2 separate regions of the Mus musculus genome follow, and region 1 is linked to region 2. Evidence: chromatin loops called from intact Hi-C (ENCODE). Cell type or tissue: gastrocnemius. All regions are shown on one strand. Each heading gives the region's core, and the rest is flanking DNA. Links, peaks and the distances in the headings are about the cores only.

The links. Peaks named below come from ENCODE experiments on the same cell type or tissue, not always from the same donor. Only the 100,000 strongest peaks of a DNase experiment are listed, where the experiment ranks them.
Region 1: a loop joins it to region 2, with 2.4 times the contacts of the local background. A loop is called at or near these places in 6 of 42 quality-filtered maps.

The regions. Positions count from the first base shown.
Region 1 is chr2:157,753,201-157,761,810 of GRCm38, forward strand. The region is part of intron 1 of Ctnnbl1 (catenin, beta like 1); the gene reads left to right. Among named protein-coding and RNA genes, the nearest start is that of Ctnnbl1, 20 kb to the left of the region's middle. In gastrocnemius, for the core only: a CTCF peak has its summit at 3,189 (motif pointing right); a DNase peak (open chromatin) is centred at 3,208; H3K27ac peaks cover 591 bases.
Region 2 is chr2:157,804,254-157,812,863 of GRCm38, forward strand. Ctnnbl1 (catenin, beta like 1) reads left to right here. Exons shown (of 16, transcript NM_025680.4): 6 at 2,422-2,515; 7 at 5,212-5,303. Among named protein-coding and RNA genes, the nearest start is that of Ctnnbl1, 71 kb to the left of the region's middle. In gastrocnemius, for the core only: a CTCF peak has its summit at 4,203; no DNase peak of the experiment used is centred there; H3K27ac peaks cover 1,421 bases.

The sequences.
Region 1 (8,610 bases), core at 2,209-4,708, 52 kb before region 2:
GGTTGTTGTGCAGCTGGGCCTGAGGGCTCCCCTCTGCAGCAGAGGCAGCTTGCCCTCCAGTTGGCAGGTTGCCTTTGTGTTTATGGAAAAAGAGGGTCACTTAGAGGGAAGATGTGTCTAAACAGCCGCAGATGACAATCAGCTCAAAGAGGAGCAGTGGCTGTCACCCACCCACAAACAGGACAGGCTGTGACTTCCATGTTGAAGCCCACACTTCATGCGAGGCTCCAGCTGTGTGATGTGCATGTGCTGTGTTCCTCTCTATTTGGAGCAGAGGAAGGGGAGGCTCCAGAGCTGCTGCTGCATGGAACACCTGGGGAGGAGAAGGTTGACCCTTCTTCCTAGAAGAAGACCATGAGTGACGGCAGCCTAAAATAAAGACAGCAGAGACTTATGGGGAATGGGGAGGCACAGCACCATTGATTGGCCTTGTAGTTCCTGCCACAGGTATCATTTTTGTATAGAAAGACTGGTTACATGTAAATGCCCTTCTCCTCATTGCCCTGAGGTCCTCTAAGGCTGTGGCCAGATGAGAGCTTGCTGGGGCGGGGGGGGGACACTGCTCAGTAAATGCCCTTGACTAAGGAAGAATGGAGTGAGGGGTGGATGAGTGACGGAAGTGGCCACCCAAAACTGGGGAATACATTGGGGGGTCACCTACAGTGTTGTTTGCCATCTCTCCTGTTGCCTGTTTACAGCTCTTCTGCCTCAACTTTCTTCCTGCTGGGATTATCGATGTGAGGGTCCATAGGAGAAGTGCCCAGGTAGAGGCCCTAGAAAGACATTCAACCATTCTTCGTTCCCTCTTCAACCACTCCATCTTTAGCCAGCAAACCCTAGTGAGCCTCCTGTCTGTCCCCACATCATTGGTACCACAGTTCATCTGTGACCATACCAGGTTTTTATGTGAGTGCTGAGTATTTGAACTCTTATCCACTGAGTTATTTCTCCAACCTTTGTTTTTGTTCTTAAACATTTCTTTTCACTGAAGCCAGGGCCTCACATATGCTAGGTAGGCCTTTCATGATGGAGCTAAATCTCAGCCCCTTGCTGCTGCTTCTTTCTTGATGAAGTAGATTAAGCTGTGTTGTGACTGATCTTGGTCTTACTCATAGGAAACTTGCTTTAAATAATAGCAGATGGTCTATTCTGTTCCTTCTATAACCTGAGAGTTGATTGGCATTTCTTTTAAAGACTAGGGCTGCCTCTGACCCTAAAGCAAGAGATCGATTGATTCATTTATTTGCCAGAGATTTACTGTAAGTCCACTGTGGGCCATAATTGCTGTTTTTCTCAGCACCCAGACTTATAGGCAAGAAATGAGCCTGCACAAAGCAATAAGGTTGGTTTTTATTTTGTGTTAGTTGGCTCGAGAATATCCATTTCCTATGTATGAAATATATATACACACATGTGCATATGTACATATATATTATATAGAGATTATGTGTGTGTTTAATATTTGTTGTGGACTTTTTCTGGGTTTGGCTTTTCTCCATATTATTTACAACAGTAGGGGGGCTCCCCCCCCCCAAGATTTATGGTGATTTGTCCAAGGTCACACACTAGTGACAGCAAATTCGGTCACCAAAGTGCATTCTCTTCCCTTGTCCTTCTCCGTATTCGTGGACTAGTTCCCATCAGTTTCTTGGGTGTTTTGTGTTTCATACAGTCCTAGGACGCACATGTCTACATCACTGCTGTCAGCTCATTTTAAGTGTAAGGAGCCCCAGGCAGGGATGTACAGTAAACACGGAAAGCAGGTGAGGCAGGCTGCTTCTGTCATGATTGAATTCTTCGCCACCGTTTTCCAGCTCTGTGACTTTGGGCAATATGCTGAGGTGTCTCTCGCAGCCCCACTTGCTCCATTTGGTAGCAGGAATATTACCTCTGCAGAAGGCGCGCTCGGGACTGGGAAGAAAGCGGTGCACTTATGACCTGGAGCAGGCCTGCAGACCGTGGTGGCTGTGCCACTTCAGTGGTCATTTGGTAAAAAGCTGTAGGGAGAATTTTCTGGGTTCTTCAGACCCCACAATTCTAGGATCTTCATGCTTTTGTGTGTGTGTGTGTGAAATTTAAGGCCCAGCAAGGCTCATGATGTGGCTTTGTTTTAAGAGGCGGACGCCTTCTGTCTTTCAGGCTGTTTGAGGCAGCATGCCTCTGGTGTTGTGATGTTCACGGGAATCCTCGAGTTTCTGAGTAATTTCAGTCTGAGACAAGTGAGTAGAATTGATGTCAGGTTGCCTTAACACAGGTGTTATAAACAAGATTAAGAGGTTGTTGAAAAGATATCAGCAGAGCTCTGGGGCTGGCTTTCTGAAGTCATTCTAACGTGACAGCTAATGGGTAGTTTGCCTGATGGCTCTCCCTGAGCTGGCTGTAACTGACTGGAGATTCACCCACAGAGGAGCCCTGCTTATGAACATTTGCTGTTCTTTGTCATGAAGTCAAGCCCTGACAGAGACGCTGTCTTTGAGCCATGCATGTTACTTTCAGATAGTTGAGACCATTTTTCCCCTATGTTGTTGCTCTGTTTTGTATCTTTTGAGTCAGTCAGTTTTAAACTTGATATCCAGAGCCTGATAAGATGGTTCAAAACAGCTGTGTGAGTCCAGTGTATATGTTTGGAGGACAGTTAGGTACCTGTTTCTCAGCTGCAGTGGCGTTCTGTCTGTGAGGAATGTGTTGTTCCTAGCCCGTGTACCAGGTGCTCCTGCCAGGACGCTGAGGACCTTCAAATGCCCCTGACGTCAGTGGCAGTTAGTCTCAGGTCACGTTGAAATCTGTTTTATAGCCTCCCTGGGAGAGTGGTGGTGGGATGAGGCCGGCACAGTGAATTTGCAGGTAGCTACTAAGCCATTGGCCCTTTGCCCCTCTCCTCCACATGGCCAAGTGGCCAGCGTGCTTTCCTTTCCTAGAGAAATGTTTTCAGACATTGGATGCCTGACTTGGATCATTCCTTCACCAGCCTCCTTCACCAGCCTCCTTCAGCAGCCTTCTCTTTAGTGGGAGTGGAGATACTGTGCTAACGTCTGTAGCTTGTCAGCCATCTATAAAATAGTAAAACCTTCGAGTAAGGAGACAGAAGTGCATCTAGGACCATGGCATCTTTATGCATGATGGGCTCATCAATAGGCATGTGTCCACGTTGACAGGACATATGTCATTCAACCTTTGAGGCCCCCAGTAGGGGGCGCTGCAGAGCCTGGGGCAGTTGTGCTGGGCCCTGCCTTCCTCCCTCTGCAGACCCTGCCCTTCCTCCCTCTGCAGTATCACATGGAGGCTTATTTTCACGCAGGTATAGGTCCACCCAACTTTCACGTCCCTGGGAAACAGGCTGCTTGTGTGTAAACAGAGTTATGTGGCTGAGATCAAAACGAAGGGAGAAGGCTCAAGCAATCAAGGAGGAAGGGCTGACAGATTAATAATTAAAGTTCGCACTTGCAATCCGGTCTGAGTCTTCATCCTCCCTTCTCCAAGTGTCCTTACTGTCTGTCCTGGATTAAGTGCGTCCTCCCTGCAATAGCCCTTCCCTTCTGTTTGAAGGAAGAATGCACTTCAGAGTTTCGGTGATCTTAGACAGCATCAAGACTTCTTGGCCCCACTTTGTTAATGAATCATCTGTTGCTAGAGGCAGTGGTCTGGTGGCTGCGACAGATGTGCCATATACAACATTCAGAGCCACATGCGGGCTCACTGGTGCCAAATGCACATGCCCCATCCTCATCGTCTTAAAGCACTGTGTAAGCCTAAACAGTGGACTTGTATCTGCGCTGTGCTTTAAGACAGATAGGGGTTTCCTGGACAAGGCCTTCTGTAGCCCAGGCTAGCCTCAGACTTCCTGCCTTTGCCTCACAAGTGCTGAACTTGCAGGTGTGCTGTCATGCTCGTCTCATCAGTAATCAGTAGTTTTTTCAGGTCAGCTTGTTTTTAATGTTTAGACCTTGAGAGTGGCCTGGTGTTGGGGGAGGTAACCGGAGGCCCAGCATGAGCTCCTCTCCAGGAGATCTCGGGAAGAGAGTGGTTAAGGTCATGCTGCACGGAGACCTTCCTTCCACACTCTGGGAACCTGGATTTCCATAGGTAGTGCTCTCCTGATTAATGAGTGGCAGAAAAGCCACAGAAGGGGCTTTAATTTTGCTAAAACATGGTGGCACTGGGCAGAAGTGATGTGCATGTGGCAATAAGAAGGCCACTTCTGGGGTGCAGGGGAGGCTTTCAGGCTCCAGTCCTTTTTCTGCTGAGTTTATTCATCTGTAAGTGATAGGGTGAGGCTGATTGTCTGAGTCTGCATTTCCCTGTGCTTACCTTACCCTCTGAATATCACTAAGTGCTGAATGTACTAAGCTTTGAACACAGCAAGCCATGTGATTAGACATAGGAGTATAGAAAGATGGAGTCTCTCTGCAGTCAGGGGAACATTGAGAATTTGCGTATTTGTATTAATAATACATTACCAGTTCTGGCAGCCTGGCTGGTTCTTTGGTGTCTCTGTCCTCTCCCACTTGACCGTGACACGGCTCTTGGTCTCTGGTCTGATCCAAATATCTCTCCATAGTTCTGGTGTTTCCAATGTCCACATTAGCCACGGCTAGAAGACCCACTATCTTTTTTTCTTGCGTTTCTCACAAGAACTCAGGTATCTGGAAGGTAATGCCTGTCTGCGTTTCTTTGTGTTTTAACACTTGTTTTCCTAGCGTGGTGTTGTGTAGGTGTGTAAGTTCTGGGAGTCTGGGGAGCGGCTGTTGAGTGTGTCTGTGTGTGAGTGTCCTTTCTTTGTCTGACCTTCATGTTCATGGCAACATATGTACTCAATACTCATTTACTTATCAAACGGAATTGTCTTTTAAATGCAACAGCCTTAAAAATGTTAGAAAATTAATCTAAAACAAAATAAAACATGATCTGTAGAGGTATTCTGATTCTATTCTGTGATCATGACTGGTATTTATGCCACTTCTGAAATTTCATCAGCAAGATGGATAAAACTTTTTTTTTTTTTAACTTAAAAGAGTTGTGGCAAATTATCATTTTGAAAAGCAGCCAGAGAGCAACAAAAGATAGTTTTCATTTAGGTTGAGTAAGGGCTCAGATACTGTTTTGGTTTTGCGTTTTTGAGACAGGGTTTCTTTGTATAGCCTTGGCTTGTCCTGGAACTCACTCTGTAGACCAGGCTGACCTCAAACTCAGAAATCTGCCTGCCTCTGCCTCCTGGGATTAAAGGCGTGTGCTGCCTGGTACCACTGCCTGGCTAAGGCTCAGATACTGAATGCCAGGATCTCAGAATGTAGAGGGCCTGCTGGGATGGTGGATGGGGTAGGGGGCAGGGCTGTTGACAGAGCACGGTATCGGGCTCCATGGACACTTGCGGTGCTTGGGCACCTTATCTGTTGTCTTCACCTTAGCAGTATGTGTGTGCTGAAGCCAAAGCCCATCTCAGTGATTGGGCAGCCAGGATCAGGTATCTCTGAGCAAGCACGGTTGGGTGCCCAGCAGGATCCCAGGGTTCCTGCTCTTCAGAACCTAAGTCCTGGTTTAATGGAGGGGATGAAGAAGGTGTGTGTTTGTGTGTGTGTGTGTGTGTGTGTGTGTGTGTGTGTGTGTGTGTGTGAGAGAGAGTGTGTGTGTGATGCATGTGCATCAGCAGAGGTATAATCCACCACTGAGGATGCTCAGAAACCTTGATGGAGTGTTTGGAGGACTCTCCCAGGACATGACATTGGGCAGGGGCTCCAGGCTGAGTGGAGGCTCTCTATCCAGAAGGAAGGCCACCTGACTGTGCCGCACACTCTGTCTTTCTCTGTGCTCTTGAGGACGTTACTGAAAGGTCTTGTTGTTCCTAGCTCTACAAATGGTATTGCAAACCCAGGATCTTATTCAGCAGTAACAGGTGTCAAAAGATCACAGCCCCTCGTCCGCAGCCCTTAGTGGTCTGCCTCCTTTCACCTGCGTTGCTTATATAGCTATGCCATTTTTTCAAATTCAATTCAAATCTTTCTAAAAATAAATATCATAAGTTCCAGGTTTCCCTCATTTCCTTTCCCAGTTCCATTTCGTGGTGCAGCCCTTCTCCTTAATGACATCCTCTTGCCCTGCCCAGCAGGCTCCTGGGAACTTGTTTTATTCCCACATACTTTTTGGCTACCCTTACCACATTATCCATGGAACCATTTTCTTATTGTACGTGTGCTCCAGTGAGCATTGTGTAGCCATCTCTGTGGATGTGAGCATTCCCACATCCCAGTGTGCATGTGTTCGCTGGGATGGTTGCAGACCTATGTGTCTTTAGCATCACCAGTGAGCTCTGCCCTCACGATACCCCACAGACATGTCAGTGGCTGCATCCTCAGTCAGCCCTCACGCTGCCAGATTTCAGTTTTCATTTTTTTGTCAATCTGATGTGTTAGAGTTTTAAGGTATGCTTCCCTAATCTCATGAAGTTGGAGAGCTTTTACATGCAGATTGGCTACTCAGTGTTTCTTGTTTTGTGGTCGTCTGCTTATATTCTGTCTTATTTTAGGTAATCTTATTACCCTGTATCTTCCTAAAGGTAACTTGGCGGTTGCAGAGCAAAGCCAGAGTATTTTGATAATGTAGCATTAATATGTCACATGACTCGAAAATGATTCACTTGCACCCAGATTTCCCTGACCATTGTTCCTCTGCTGTTTGTACAGTACTGCTAGGTCTTGTAGATAGCGCTGTTCTGTTGTTATGCTGTGGGTTGCTGTCGAATATTTCCTGCCGCTCCTAATAGAGTGAGGTTGAACTTCTATTAGCTCAGTAAATACCGTGGAGTGAATGAATGAGTGATGATGGCTCTGGTGTAGCTGACAAAACATATTCATAATCAGTGTGCTAAAATGGAGATGTTTTACCTTGCAGTGGCTTTACAAGGGTCTGCCTGTGTTAGTGTTGATAAAGAAACCAAATCAGTATTCAGCTTCCTGATGTAGCTGCAGAATTAATCAGAGAAGATGTCAAAGTAAATCATGGACATTAAAGTGTACTTTGTGTTTCTAGAAAGAAACCTACACTACTGCCTTTGGTGGGAGGGTGAATATATATTCAGGTTTTAACAAGAAATAAAAGTTTTTTTGGGGAGGAAAAATTAGATTAAGTACAGTCTTTATGACTAGTGATCCGCATCATAAATCACATGGCCTTACCTGTCAGCCAATCAGATTGCAGATTATAAGGAGGCTTTGGTAACTTTGCTTTTTGGCCTTTTTTATTGAAGACTTATAACTTTTAAAGTTGGCATACAGTGTAATGGGTTTCATTATGGTACTTCATACATACATGTCATTATACTGTGTTCTTAACACCTGTCCCCTTCCTTGGTGGCTCTCTCTTGCTTATTGCCTTCCTTCCCTCAGACAGCCCCTCTTGATTTCATTCTATTACCTCCCCTTGTTTTCCCCTTCCTCTCTGTTAAGATCTCTTCCTCTCTTCTCATAGTTCTGTCTACTCCCCCCTCTTTCTCGCTCAAATCTAGACTGCATAGGAGAGAAAATAGAGGTTGTCTTTCTGAATCTGACTAATTTTGTTTAACATAATGATCTCCAATTGCATCCATTGTAGCAAAGGACGTAATTCCATTTTTCTTTATGGCTGAATAAAGAAAGCTGCTCTGTGCATATGTGTAACATTTTCTTTATGCATTTGTATGTTGATAGGCATTTAGATTGCTTCTATTTTCTGGCCATTGAGAACAGAGCAGCAGCGGGAAGCATGGGTGTGCTAGTATCTGTGTGGTAGGATATAGGGGCTTTTGGGTAAGTACCCAGGAGCAGTAGAGCTGGGTTATATATGGAAGTTCTAGCTTTAGGTGGTTTTGGGTAGCATTTCCACACTGATCTCCATGATGGCTAAAGCAGTTTACATTTTACCAGCGTTTGCGTGGTAGCCATTCTAACTGGGGTAGGAGGGGATCTCAGAGCAGGCTGATTTGCATTGTTCCTGGTGACTAAGGATGTTGAATATGTTTTCAAGTATTTTGTTGGCCTTTTGTAGTTGTTCTTTTGAGAACTGGCTGTTAGGGTCATTGGCCTTTTCATTGGTTGGATTTTTTTTTTGTGCATAATTTTTGTAGTTCATTCTATAGTAATCTGTATAATGTATAGTTAGCAAACACTTTTCTTGTTACAGTAAGTTTTTTCTTAGTAAGGTGCTTGTTTTCTTTGCTGTGTAGAAGAAGCTTTGTAGTTTCATGTCATCTCAGTCTTTGTTGCATCCCAAATTGATGCTAGGAATTGTGTGTGTGTCTAAAAATCTGAACCAATGTCAGATGTCTCTCTACTTTCTTTTCTGAGACAGTTTGACTGGCTAGCCAGTCAGTTCCAGGACTCCATCTCTGTCTGCTTCCCAGTGCTGGGATCAGGTGCACACTGCCTTGTTCTTTTTGACATGGGTGCTGGGATCTGAACTCAGGTCCTCACGCTTGTGTGGCAGCCACTAACTCAACCATTCTTTAGCCCCACCTCAAGGAACTCTTTTTTTTTCTATTAGGTATTTTCCTCATTTACATTTCCAATGCTATCCCAAAAGTCCCCCATACCCTCCCTCCCCACTCCCCTACCCACCCACTCCCACTTTTTGGCCCTGGCA
Region 2 (8,610 bases), core at 3,235-5,734:
AGGAATCCTCTTCAGACCCTCTCATCTGCCTGTTTCCCTCTTTCCTCCTTTTCTCTTATATCCTTCTTCTTTGGTCAAGTGGAAAAAGATGTCTGATCATGCCCTCAAACCTCCTCATAGTGAGACCTGCTGTTTGGGGACCTGCTAACAAGCAGAAATAACCAGAGACTTATCAGAAACTGCCAGGCCTCAGAGAGACCTCATTTCCAAGGCCAGGGCTGCTCTGGCTGGTGCTTTAATCCCCACGCAGGATTTGTTTTTAGTTTCAGACTTGGTCACAGATCCAGAAAATTGAAGGTAGGCTGGAGGCTGGAGGAAGTAGGCAGAATGCTAATTTGCACTCCTTACCAGCCGACTCCAGAGCCATGCATAATACAAATACTTTCCTAAGGGTTTTCTGAGCTAAATGTATTTTGACTGCTCTCGGCCCTCCTGCAATCAGATAAAATTGTATCTAACCCAACTAAACATTGAGTTTCACACTTTGCAAGCTTAAAAAGTCTGCCTGTTGGAAGTTAGATTTCTGTAACAAGAAAAAAGACTTTCCTCCAGCCAGACACCCACCAACCATATCCACTTGGCTCTAGGATCTAAGTGCTGCTCACCGCCACTGTCCTGCCAGTTTCTAGACAGCAGAGATGGCAAACATAACTAAGAATCAGGGAAAGAGACAAATAATGCAAATAAATAATGCTGCCATCCATCGCAGCAGAAGCCGGCCATGCCGTCTTGTTTGTAGCAGTGACAAGCCATTGCTGCCAAGCAGAGCTGTGACGTTTGCCACTTCTGAATTGGGGGAGATAGGGGAGTTAGTTAGGGTGGTTTAGAAAAAACTAAGTTGTGGATGCTCTGTGCCCCCAGATGTTTTCTGCTTTCTTTGCCATGCATAAATGATTCAGTTTATTAAGGGAAACACTTTAATGTTCTTACTGGCTGTGAGACTTGAGAGCACGATTGTGTATCCCTGGGAGAAGAGGGAGAGCAGCTCATTTTCTGCTGCAGCCCTTCCAGCTCTGGCACCAGCTCCTCTCCAGTGGCTCCGTCCCCATTCCTTCCCCAAGGCATAAGGGAGAGCTCAGAAAGCGTCACTGACTAGCAACTGGGTGTGCAGACAGGCCACAAATTTCAGATTTTCTTCATGTCCAGATGTTGCCCCTGAGTCTCAGAAAGTCCCAGAAAGAGCAGGGGCTGTATTTGTCTTCTCCTCCCTGTCATCCTTAGGCTCTGTCCAACCAGGTCTGTAGAGTGCAGCTCACTGGGCTCTTCCTCCTCCTGTCTGTCTTTCTGTTCTCTGCTCACTGCTGTCCCAGCTCTATGGCTCTGGCCAGGCTGCCTAACCTCCCTGAGCCTTTGTTGTGTGCTCTGTGAGTGAGAGCTGTGAGCTTTATGCCAGGGTAGATGCAACACTGACTGAGAGCACACAGTGACTGCATAAGTTTATTTGGTAAGGTTAGTTTCTCAGGTATCTGTTTGGGCAGAGTTGTTCAAGATCTTAAAGTGAGCCAGGGTCCGTGAAGTAAGGGGCTTGCTAGCAAAGAACTTGGCTTTTTCTTCCCCAGCGAGGTAAATGGCATGGAGTGAGAACAAAACTCGATGCAAACTTGATTGTGGGCATTTTGAGTTGTTCCTTTAGCCAAAAGTAGTGCCCCCTCCCCCCATTTTCCTGCGATTGCTGTAGGATTCTTCTTTATCCTCACTTCCTGTGTAAGGCAAGCAAGGCAGTGGGAAGGGGAAGGGAGGCTGTACCCAGCTCTCCAGTCTTCCTAGATGCCTGATCACAGCTGTCTTAGCTAAAGAGTCTCTTCTCCAGGAGAGAAAACCAGGGCTGCCTTCCCTCCTTCCTTCCCTGCATGCCCTGGGGTTGCCCACAGGCAGTCCCCCAGAACCTGTTGTACAGATGGCAGTGTAAAGGAGGAAAGGCTCTCTTCAAGATTCTAGAAGGAATCCTGACTTTGGTATCGCTCCTTGGCAGATGTGTGTATTCTGTAGCTACTGTGGGTTTCCTACCGACCTCAAAAGGTGACTCAAGTAAGAGCTGGAAGTATGTTTTACCCAATGCCTCATGCCCTGTTTTTCCATCATGTGTAGGTACTGCTGAGGCAGAGCTTGGGGAAGGAGAGGTGGGATGATGACCATGAGAACCTTGCATTCACCAGCTTTGTAACCCTGCCTTTTCCTTTGTGCCACTCATCTCTGGCTTGCCCAGCCGGGGTCAGGACTAACTTGGGGTTAGGAAGCCATTAAGACCCCTTCCTTGCCTCGGAGTGCCTTGAAGAGGCCATGGGTTGAGAGAGCACTGCAGGCTGCCAGTTCTGCACTCAGTTTGCTCATTTGAATGGAGAGCTGTGACTAGGGGAATGGGGACATTTGGGGATTGACCTGTGATGTGTTCTTCTCTTCCTTTGCTTCCTATTCCCGCAGGTGGACGGGCAGGTGGCCGCATTGTTGGTGCAGAATCTGGAGCGCCTGGATGAGTCTGTGAGGGAGGAGGCTGATGGCGTCCACAACACCCTAGGTGAGGGGCTGGCACCAATTAACAACCAAATGGGTTTTGGTTTTTTTTTTTCCCCTATACTCCAAAGCTGCCTTTTAAAAATGAAGACCCATGTGTGCATTTCATGTAACTACAGCTTTGATTTGGTATATAGGCAATAAAAGCTGAAATCCACTAAGTAGGTACCCATCCAAGAGAAAATATAAAATATGCTGGCTCCTAAATTTTATTTTAAGATTTTACTGTTTCTAATTATGTATATATGTATGTTGGGGAGTGTTTGCACATCATTGTGGAGGCCAGGAGATCCTTGTTGGATTTCCTGTGCTAGAGTTAAAAGTGGTAGACCCTCTGATATAGGTGCTGGAAAGCAAACCCAGATCTTTGCAAGAGCAATATGAACACCTCTCCTTAGCAGCCTTTGCCTCCAAAAGTTAAGATGAAATCCTTGTGGGGCCCTTTCTGCCCTAGGAAGCAAAGTTTTAAATTTGTGGGTGATCTCGTGTCAGCTTCCCTCACCCACTTCCTTCAGTGGAGCTGCAGGTGTTTGCACATCTGTGGACATTACAAAAAGGTATTTGCATTGAAAGAGCCAGTGTTTCCTTGTCTTTGGTACAGACGGCTTGGCTAAGTGAGTTAAAATACTTCCAGCGACTCTGCTGCCCGAGTCCCATTCATTTCAGTGCATTCTTCTACAGTCCTTTCCTTCTCCCTCAAATCTCTCCAGCTTCTCCCTTCGCACAGTTGCCATATTTAAAGTCATGCCTTTGGGCAGGCCGCTTCCTCCCTGGCTGCTATTGTGTTAAACCAGCGGTGGCATCTTTGCAAGCTGAGCTCCAGCAATGAAGGGGGCCGAGCTGAAACAGGAGTTTCTATGAGATTAGTTTCCCTCCCGGCTCCTCTGTGCTTACTGCAGATCTCCCTTGTAGTGCTAGACTCTTCAGTGTGGATTATTGTAAAGAAGAGGGAAGATGGGCACCCAGGGAGTATGAGAGGGGAACACGACAGCCTGCGGTTGGGAGCTGGCTCTAGTGCAGAGGCAGAAGTTGGCATTGCCATCTGTCAGCCTAATGCTGGATTTTGCAACATGGAAAGCTTATCAAAAGTCTTAGCTGGCTGTTCATAAAAAGGCCCTGGTGTGGTAGGAAAGCGCAGCTCTGGCAAATCTGCCTGGTCTCTGCTCAGGCACCTACCACACTCAGATTCATGCCTCCTCCTTCCCACTCCTTGGGTGCCTGGTGTTTCTCAGACACAGTACTGGGAGCTAGGGCAGATCAGGAGGAGTCAGGCATGACTAATACAAGGGTGCTCTCATGGGAAAGCCCAGGACAGAGGAAGGAGTGCCAGTGACAAGAGCTATGATTAGTGTCAGTAAGAACATCCTAGAGACTGAGAGCAAGGGCCTTGAGTGTTGCAGGGGAGCTGACTGGGGCCCTTGGCCTGTGGAGGAGTCCGTGGCTGTCTTTGGCTAAGTCAAGCGAGGCTGTGCTTCTGGAAAATGAGGGCGGGAGGTGGGGTTGGGGCAGTGAGATCAGGGAGTGAGTCTGTCCAGAGTTTGGAAGACCCTGTGAACCATGGCAGGAAGTGTGGCTTTGTTTCTTGTGTGTAACAGGAGATCATGTGTAGTACGAACAGAACAAGATAAAATGAACAAGTGCTTGATTGAGAGAGACTGTTTGGTCTCTTGAGTCCCTCTGCTGCTCACTGTCAGCATGTGTCCCCTCCCTCATGACTGCCCGATCTCCTTTCAGTGGCTCTTGAGGAACCTGGCTTGGGTGAAAGAAAGAGCCTGGCTCTTGAGGAGCCTGGCTTGGGTTTCTTTGGCCCTTGCTCCTTCAGAATCCAGGCACAGCAGCACGCTCTGGATATTATGCTTTGAGAACACAGAACAGTGTCTGCCTTGTGAGAGTGGCCTGTTGTAAGATAGGAAGCAGAGGGGCCCTGGAGGGAAGGAAAGCATTTGATGTGGTAAGGGCAGTGGTGGTTTTTTTTAATGCTCTTCTTCTTGATGTCATAGCATGTAATAGCTTTTTTCCCTTTGCCTTCTAACTTTTAATTTTCCTATTAAGTCACACTTTGACTGTTGTAGGAGATAGCAGGACCAATTATTTGCTTCCCGATAGCTGGCAGCTACCTCTGCCGTCATGGCCTTTCCCCTCTGCACGCGTTAGTGTGCTCAATTAAGAAGATCATGCTCACCTCCCTGCCAGTGTCTTGGTTTTCATATGAATCACAATACCACAATGTGTGTGTGTGTGTGTGTGTGTGTGTGAGAGAGAGAGAGAGAGAGAGAGAGAGAGAGAGAGAGAGAGAGAGAGAGAGAAGAGAGAGAGAGAGAAGAGACTACCTGGCCCTAGGAGACCCTGCCCTAGCCTGACTAGCTGCAGACCTCTGGGACTGAGCGTGCTTTGCTAGGCAGCTCTCCACCCATCAGCGTGCTCTGCTCTGGAGTCACCTCTATTAGCATAAAAACCCATCCCTCATCTCTTCTGCGAATTCCGTCATTTTCAGTTATGACTTCTACTTGTAACATAACTTGAAGAAAAAGGGGAAAAAACATAGCAACTCCTTGGTTAATCTAAAAGTGACAACAGCATCTGTTGAGTAGAATACAGGGAAGTGGGACAAAGGCTAAAGTGCTTGTCATGGGAAGTGGGCTTGATGCGAGTAGGAGCAGAGAGATGCTTTCCCAGGTGACTGGTGTCTGTCTCTTTCAGCTATTGTGGAGAATATGGCCGAGTTCCGTCCGGAGATGTGCACAGAGGCTGCCCAGCAGGGACTCCTGCAGTGGCTGTTGAAGAGGCTGAAGGTAAGGGAGCCAGTGGCCCTGCCACCCATATGTCTCTGCTCTGGCTGTGGCTGGTGCCATGGTGTCGATAGACATCCTCCGACCTCCACATGTCTAGTTTGGGAAGTTTCTGGCCCTTTTGTTGCTTGTCTCCATCCCCAATAATCTTTTTGAGTTCTACTTTAAAAAAGCATCTGTTGTTAACAATATCATATATATTCTTTTAGAAAATTTCTGAACATACATAGGAGCTAGTGTTGTATGTTGACGTAAAAAGAATTATATAATGTTTTCTTATGCAAATTGTTTTTTCACTGAACTAATGATAGCCTAGTGTTCCATTGGACAGAAGTACCAATATTATTATTATTTTTTTTTTGAAATAGGGATTCATGTAGTCCAGGCTGGCCTGCAGTTCAGGAGACTTTGAACTCCTGATCTTCTTGCCTCTCCTTTCCATGTGCTGGGATTACATGTGTGTGCCTCCCTGCCCAATTTATGCAGGAGTGGGGATTGAACCCCTGGCCTTGTGCATGCTCAGCCATCACCCTAACAACTGAGCCACATCCTTTGCCGGGCTCTCAGTTTTAATTTTGACTGTTATAAGCAGTTTATAGTGGGTATCACATCTGAACACTATTCTGGTGCACTTAGCTTATCTGTGTGTTAAACCCCTACTAGTGGAACATTCAGGCCATAGGGTATTTGCATTAACGTTTGAGGCAGGTGTTGTAGAATTGTCACCTGTCAAGTTTGCCCTGCTGGCCACTCCCCTGTTGCTCCCGGGAATACCAGGCATCAACATACTTAAGGCTTTCGTGCACTTAGAAGTGAACATTGATGCTAGGCTACTTCAATTTACATTTTTAAATCAAAGAATGTGTATTGGCTTCCAGTTGCTTAGTAGCCATTCATGGGCTTGGGGAAGTGGTCCAGCAGGTAGGATGCCTGTACCCAGCTGTAGTCCCAGCCCTAGGAAGTGGAGGCAGAAGGATCAGAAGTTCAAAGTCACCCTCTACTACACAGTAAGGAGCAGGCCGGCCTGGGCTGTATAAGAGCCTGTCTCAAAACAACAATAATGACAGCTATTTGTATTAATTTCTTTTAGCTTTATATTTGTATCCTTTATCCTTATTTCTGTTGTATCCCTCATTCTCTTTCTTAGCACAGAGTCACCATGTTTTTAACTATTACTGCTGTCCCATCGAGTAAATAAGAAAGGAAGGGAAAAGCCATTAGCTTGACCAACTGTGTGATAGGAAGGCTACTGTGGAGGTCCTCACTAGCAAGATAAGAGAGGTTTCTTTAAGGAGGAATGACTCTTAAAGTAGTCATGGCTTATCCGGAATGTCTGGGCTGTGTCAGGTCAGGTTCACAGTCCTTGTCTTGGCAGGCCTAAGGGGAAGGCAGCCAGACAGTCTAGGTCTTCTCCAGCTCTGCTTATGTAACCCCATAAGATAGACACACACACACATACACTCTCACACACACACACACACACACACACACACACACACACACACACACACATCAGGGGAGCCTCTGCCCAGTAGTGCTATCAGTAGAGATAGACATATTTGCCAGGCAGAGCCCAGTGCACTGAGCCCTTGTAAGCCCTTTCCTTTTCCCACTTGGGCCTGTATCCAGCAGGTAGCTGGTTTATCTGCTGCCATCTTGGCATCTTCCTTTGGACTTCTGAGTCCAGGTGGTCTTTGGCCTTAAGCTGCACTTGTTCAGCGTACAGTTCCTTCCCCACCTACTTCTCAGCACTCAGTTTGTGTTTCCATCCTCATTGAAACACTTAGGGAGTGAGGGGTAGAGGAAAGGATAACAAGAATCTGGGTTCCTGGTGGAATTTGTAGACCCAACCTTAACATACAGAAAATAATCTCATAGTCTTTGTCTTTGTGAAGTCAGGATAGGGTTTTTAGGTCCTTGGGACTTAATAATGAATTTGAGGCTCATTCTTTAAAACTCCTCTGTCCTTTGAAAGGTGCTTAAATTAGCCATAACAGCATTCTCTTGCTCAGTCTCTGTCTCTCTGTCTCTGTCTCTCTGTCTCTCTGTCTCTCTTTCTCTCTCTCTCTCTCTCGTTCATTCTTTCTTTTTTTGGAGTTGCTTCTATAAGAGAAATTGAGACCTTTGGGTGTTTAGTCTGGGTTTCATTTGCTATTTTAGCAAGCTATTATTGAGTTTCGCCACAGGGCACAGAAATTTGTATAATCCTCAGGACAGGAAGAGCCTTGTTACAATCTATAACCATTTTCAAGGTTTCCAGTATTTAAACTTTAAATTGGTATTTGGTTATTTTACTGGGAATCAAGTAAAACTCTGTGCTGCATGGAATGGTCACAAAAGCAAGCTAAGCTAAGAGCAAGGCGGCAAGAAGGAAGCCATGACGCTTGAATATGCTTTGTTCTGGGTCTCTAGCCCAAGCAAGTGCGTGTTGATTCTTCACCAACATCAGCCTTAGAGATTCCTGGTGGACTGGACCTAGAGTCTGTCTTCCCTTGGAGCTGGGTGGCTGCAGCTAGTGGTCCTTCACTTGTCTGGCCCCTTTCTTTCAGGGGACCACTGAGGTCCCACGAGGTGACTGAAAATCCACGTGAAAGTGCCTTCAACTCATGACCATCCTGGCAGCCAGGGCCTTCAGCAGTTGTGTTGAAAGATCTTTAGTGCAATTTTGAAAACCAGGTTCCCTGGACCCAGCGCAGACCTACCGTCCCAGTGAGGCTCACTGGTGAAAACACCATGACCAAAAGTAAGCTGGAGAAGAAAGGGTTTATGTGTCTCACACTTCCGCACCACAGTTCATGACTGAAGGAAGTCAGGACAGGAGCTCAGACAGGGCAGGAACCTGGAGGCAGGAGCTGATGCAGAGGCCATAGAGGGGTACTGCTTACTGCCCTGCTCCTCATGCCTTGTTCAGCCTGCTTTCTTATAGAACCCAGGAACACCAGCTTAAGGATGGCCACACTTGGCTGGGCTTTCCATTATCAATCATTGAGGAAGAAAATGCCCAAGGCTTGCCCACAGCCTGATCTTATAGATGATAAACTCTTCTCAACTGAGGCTCCCTCCTCTCCTTTGATTCTACCAGTGTCAAGTAGACACACAACTAACCAGCACATTTACCATCTCAGGGTCCACTGCTAATATATTCTAGAAATTCCTCCTATGCATCAGTGTATGCTGCTCACTAAGGTCCACTGGGCTCTAGAAAGTGAACCCTCTTTTCTGTTCTTACCTACAGACGGATACAGGGGAATAGCCACTACTTCTTCAGTGCCCACCTCCCGACCTGCTTTAAGGCAACTTCCCTGCCGCA